2 separate regions of the Homo sapiens genome follow, and region 1 is linked to region 2. Evidence: chromatin contacts called from ENCODE Hi-C or POLR2A ChIA-PET data. All regions are on one chromosome and are shown on one strand. Each heading gives the region's core, a stretch centred on a gene start or an enhancer-like site at or near the end of the contact. The rest is flanking DNA. Distances are from core to core; before and after follow the strand shown. Region 1 holds the start of ZNF280D (zinc finger protein 280D). Region 2 holds the start of DUT-AS1 (DUT antisense RNA 1).

Region 1 (2,700 bases), core at 59-2,558, 8.4 Mb before region 2:
CAAGATTCAGTGATTGAACAGGGTGTCTGTTATGGATCCTAACAGGCAAGATTTCAAGTCTTGGTCACTCACAAGCTGCACCAGTAATGCCATTGCTCTTGAGAAGACAATCAGTTTAGGAAACTTTCCTTACAGATCAGAATACAACCTTTAGCAAGTATTTACGCAAGCAGTATCTTGGCAAGTGTTCTTCTTGTAAATTTCTTATACTTCTCGTTGTCAAACTTTAAAAAATGCTATTACAGGTTAATATGCAGATGGCAGAGTTAGGAATTAGAGTGTGCAAGTTAATCATTCTAATTGGGTCACTCTTGTCATAGCCAACTAAAAGAATGGAGAAGCCAGTGCTGGGGGAAGCCCTCAGGGCACATAACATTGCTCTAAGAATGGAATTCTCAGCAAGCCTGGCTGCTGAAACCGCCTGCTGTAACCTGAAACAGGTTTTATCTTCAGGTTTTAGCTTCTCAAAGAACCTGCTGCAGCTGTAGGGCAAGCTTTACCAAGCCCCTTCCCTCACCAGTCAGAACTAACCAGCTACCCAAAACTTTACTAAATGTCAACGAACTTTCTAGAAAAACAATAGATAACTTTTTTTAAAAAATAAAACCCCCTAACTCCTCTTTGTTCTTCTGACATACTGAAGACCACCCTGTATGTGTAAATAACCTGAACTTGCAATTCCTGTGTCCCAAATAAAACGCTAAATGTACAGATTCGTCTCTTCGTATTTGACCTCGACAGGGAACGCAAGCAAAACCACACATTTAAAACAGACTTGGTAAAATCAGCTCGTTATTTAAAGAAACGGACGATTCCTTTTTCTCTCCTGGTTTAGTCTTCGACCCACAGGCCCCTTGCTTCTTTCGAACGGCGGCTGTATCCCATGACCTTTTCACTTTCCAAGCCAACGGACTGGGGGTCGTTACACACGCGGAGGGCCCGGAACGCACGGCTCCTCGCCTGCAAATTCCGAGCAGTCCGGATTTTGGGGCTGCCTCCCGGCCACACCAGCCAGCAGCTCGCACCCACATGGAGGCAGGGCCCTGGCCCTCGCCCCGGACCGGCGCGTGGCGGGGCGCGTGGGTCTTCGAGGGCCCGCGACGCGGCGCACATGCCGGTGCCCGCCTCCCGCGTCGGCGAGAAGACAGGGAGCTCGGACACGGGGAGGCTGACCCGGAGCCTACCCATGAGGCAGCGCGCCGGCTGCACGAGAGCCCCCCCCTTTCCACGGCTCGGCTGCCAGCTCCGCAATGGGAGCCGCCGCCGTCGCCGCAGTGTAGTTTTTCGTGCTCCTCCTTTTCCTCCTCCTCTTTCTCCTCCTCCTCAGGGCTCCAGTCAGGCCGATCCGCTCCGCTCACGGTAAGCGCCCCCCCGCCCCCGCCCGCCCTGCGCTGCAGCAGGCAGAGGCCCTCCCGCGCGGCCTGCGCCGCCTCACTCCGGGGGCGCTGGACTGGGGGTCTTGAGGCCGGCGCGGGTCGTCGGGAGCGCCCAGAGCGCGGGGGAGGAGACCGGCTGCGCGGCGGCGGCCGGACCGCCATCTTGCGTCGGCCCAGGCGGGGGAGGAGGTATCCCGGCGCGACGCGGCAGCCGCCTCGGCTGCTGCAGGCCTGGGCCGCGCAGGCCTTCGCCTTCTGCTCCTCCGCCACCTCCTCTCCCAGGCGTGTGCGCCTGTTTGTCCCCAGCCTGGTTTTGGCTTTTCTCTCTGGAGGCAACTCCCTTTGGTACATTTTGTGCCGATGTTTGGCCAAGACCCATGGTCCTCACACCACAGCCCACCCCCGTGTCTCTTCAGTCGTAGGAAAGGAGACCAAAGGGGATTCGGGATTTGCAGGCACAGGGCCCCTCATTTTGCCCAGATGACCGGTCGTTCCACGTTTGCACCCTCATTTTTGTCAAAGAGACCTCCCCTCCTCTGCCATAGAATTCCCGTTATTGTCTACAGAAGAAGGGCCCTGAGGAGAAACGTGGAGTTGGAGACAAAATTTTCTGAGCTTTGCAAGGTTCACTTACTGAGACGGAAAGAATGATCTCACTCTGAGGTTTTAGCCTGCTCCAGCGATGGAAGGAATTCCTCCCAACTTATCGCAAGTTTTAACGCTTTTAAGGAGAAATCTGCTGGAGAGGAAAAACGTCAAGGTGAACCCGCTTCTGCAAGCACGGGAGACCTTTGGCCAAAGGCCTTTGTTTGCGAAGATTTGTTAAAAAAAAAAAAATCTGTCATCTTAAATATTTGGCTTTATTTTCAGGTTTGGACAGAATTTGTCTTTTTTAGTGCCATGAAACATAAAATGGAACGCTAGAAGGACAGTTTTAAAGCACAAAAGCTGCCTCTTAGCATCTGTAAGGTGTCCTGCTTTGGGGGACTGCTGTGCCAACTCCAGCTGTCTCCACGCAGAAACTTAACCAGGGAAGGCACTGGTTTGCTTATACCATTGTTAGGGCTGTGTGCCTCTGATGTTTTAACATCACTACAAATACTGTTGTAATTGTGTCTTGCTTTTGTGCCTTTCATTGATAACCCCTGATTTGTATCTCTTAGCCCCTTTTGAAGTGGTCTGGGTTGCTGGAATCATTTTGCAGGCGAGGAAACAGAGCCTCAGGGAGAGGACTTTAATGAGGTCACTGACTAGGAAGAGCCAAGGCCAATTATATTAATAGAACCTTAGGTCTTCTGACTCCTTCTCCGGTGCTCAACTCTAG
Region 2 (2,707 bases), core at 159-2,658:
TCATCAGGCACTACTTTCTCTTCTCCTGTGCTTAGACTAATAGTTCTCATGTTTGAATTATCTGAGATACTTTAAAATAAATCCCAATGCTTGGGATTTAGTATAAAATCTCCTTCCCTCTCAGCATTACTTTTCTCCTACCTTAATGGTTCTAAGAACTGGGCACAGTAGTCAGATGAAAAAAAAAAAGCCCAAAATTCGGGATAAAAAATTATATCATCTTCAAGCCTCTGGGGAAATCAATTCAGCTCTTCACAAACTCCTGCCTGTGTAAAAAGTAACACTTATCTAGTTAAGGATTGTTGTGAGGACTAAATACAACAGCATACGGAAAGTTTTTAGTACAGGTAAAACGTGCTGTAGAGATGAAAGTGTGGTAGATTACAGGCAGCTCTGCCTTTCGTTTTCAGATGCCTTCTCAAATTCCGCCCTGGGCCGGATGAATGTATAGAAAATAACTTTTTAAGGCAGATGCATCTTCGTTCATCCTTCTTAGGTATTTTCACGCTCACATCTAGGCTCTCACCTTGGTTTTTCTATTGAGCACAGCATCACCCTCGGGCCACTCGAAAGCCACCATGGGCCTTCCTCTCTATCTTCTATTTAGGAAGGGCACAATAAACGTTGCAAAGTAACGCCTTGCTAGACACCGTATAGCTATTTTACTTATTCTGCAGTCTTTGCCCAAATCTCTATTTAATTTATGCCAAAGATGAAAGCTAAAATTTTAAACACGAAAAAGGCAGAAATCCTATTTATAGCTAGTGTGTTCCTGTGATCTCTCCGGTGACTGTTTCTAGCTGTGGCAGCGGACGGCCGGCCCTTCCCAGCCTCCTCGCCGGCAGGTCCCCGCTCACCTGTACAGGTCGTAGCCCGCGGCGCGCGCGGAGCCCCGGGTGGGGGCCGTGGCGTGCTCGGAGAGCCGGGCAAAGCGGAGCTGCATGCCGCCCACCTCCGCAGGCCGGGCCCGCTTACTGGGTGAAATGGCGGGTGTCTCTTCAGAGCAGGGCATGGCAGAGCCAGAAGGCGAGCGAGGAGACCACCGGGGGAAGAGGAGAGCGCACGATGAGCGTCGCCGCAGGGAGCGCGCCAAAACCGAAATTTCCCGCCAGCCCCGCCCCACCCACCGCCCCTCCCCGGGACGAGTCCACAGTTCTGGCTGAGAGGGGAGGCGGGATTCACATTTTGGGTTTGAAGCCCTTCTCGGAAAGCAGGTTTGGGATGGGAAACTACTGGGTCCCAGTCAACTTTCCACATTCAGCGCGTGGGGCCAACTTTGAAGGGGAGCTTCTAGGGCGTCGCCCTCACACACTAGAAAGCCGCCCCCTCGCCAGGGGACCCTAATGGACCACCCCACCCCCCCCGCCCCCCGCGCGCAGAAGGACCGCTCGCCACCCTACTTCCCCCACAGCCTCAAGCCGCGTGGATTCCTTCCAGACGGCCGGAGCCCCTCCCCCGCCTTTCCTACCCGGCCCCGGCGCCGGGCTTCCCCCCGCCTTAGGAAGCTCGCCCTTCCAGCCAGCGGCCCCGACTGTACTGGCTCCGCGGCAGCCTTGGCTCAGGCGGCCAGCGCTGGACAGCGGCCGGGGAATCCCGTGCTGCGCGGCGCGGCCGAGGGGCGGGCCTGGCCCGGAGAGTACCGCGGCTTCGGCCCTCTGCCGTGCGCCTCGCGCGTTTTGCATCGCTGAGCGAAGCAGAGACGTAAGGAAATGGTAGCAGAGCGCGGGGCGAGGGCAGAGGGGAGTCATTTCCCCCAGAGTTTGGGCTGGTTGGGTCCTCGGCACCTCCGGACGTGCGCCAGGCTTCCACCCTGAAGACGCGCCCGTCCTGGGAACATGACCTCGGAAGCAGTCGCAGCCGCCGCCGGACGAGGGGCGTGGAGAGGCGGTGCCCCGGCAGCCCAGGGATGGCGCAGGCCCTGGGGCCCCAGGAAGACGGCGCCGTTGGCGTCTTGAGTCTTGCTGCCGCCTCTGGCTGCCTAGCCCTCTTGCTTTCGCTCTTCTTGTTTGCTCTGGCCCCCATTTTTCCGAGAGTGTACGCCAGGCCCGGGCCCTGCTCCTGGACTGATTTACCTGGGGCGGCACCGCCCGCAGCCATGACTCCCGGGCTCTGAGTTTAGCGGCGCCCTAAGCGCCGGAACCGCATCTCGGCGCCGGTGACAGTTATTGCGCCCGGGGCCGCTCCCCAAGCTGTGGGCAAGACACCGCGCCCGATTTCCTTTCAGCACCGAGTGTCAGACGTTGTAGTGTTTATTCGACCGGAGGCAGGGAGGGCGCTACTATCCTATCACAGGTTTGGGATAACCCAACAGAAACGCAGTGGGAACCCCTTGGCTAGGAGTCGAACAAGGATCCCGGGTCGTGGTAGTATAGTTTACAGTGGGGGATAAAGCAGTAACTTTCTAGATAGTTGTTAATAATTTTTTCTGAGCTGCAAGTATCTCCTTATTTCTCACAAAAATCTGCGAGCTGAATTGAATGGTTTTGAATTTTCAAAATTAAAAAAGCTGTGGGGCAGTTTTAGAGTATTATTGGGGAAATTTTACATTCGTTGCTATGCCTTTCCATACAGGCCCCCCCTTTTCGGTCTCCTTAACTGGTTCGTCTTCGTAGTTGGAATTCCTTTGCATGAGGCTATGGAATATACACTACCTTCTCTGGACGTTAACTATTAGCTACAGCTTGAGGACTCCCAAATTTATGCCTTT

Evidence for each region. Hi-C counts contacts between places; a loop is a spot of excess contacts on that map. ChIA-PET counts read pairs that join two places held with the same protein, here RNA polymerase II (POLR2A). Pooled maps may share reads with other maps.
Region 1: a loop to region 2 is called in a map of naive thymus-derived CD4-positive, alpha-beta T cell, with 15 times the contacts of the local background. The contact joins the promoter of ZNF280D here to the promoter of DUT-AS1 in region 2. A Hi-C loop is called at or near these places in 1 of 168 maps with a recorded cell type or tissue (naive thymus-derived CD4-positive, alpha-beta T cell) and 3 of 50 pooled maps. POLR2A ChIA-PET finds 5 or more read pairs at or near these places in 1 of 52 experiments (AG04450).

Annotation. Positions count from the first base shown.
Region 1 is chr15:56,732,117-56,734,816 of GRCh38, reverse strand. ZNF280D (zinc finger protein 280D) reads left to right here and starts at 1,308. Exons shown (of 22, transcript NM_017661.4): 1 at 1,308-1,359. RefSeq lists a silencer at 1,289-1,558.
Region 2 is chr15:48,330,557-48,333,263 of GRCh38, reverse strand. DUT-AS1 (DUT antisense RNA 1) reads left to right here and starts at 1,408. Exons shown (of 3, transcript NR_186809.1): 1 at 1,408-1,701. DUT (deoxyuridine triphosphatase) reads right to left here and starts at 1,835. Exons shown (of 7, transcript NM_001025248.2): 1 at 1,469-1,835; 2 at 858-996. The coding sequence starts at 1,748. RefSeq lists enhancers at 1,058-1,352, 1,276-1,800, 1,801-2,327 and silencers at 1,058-1,352, 1,403-1,612.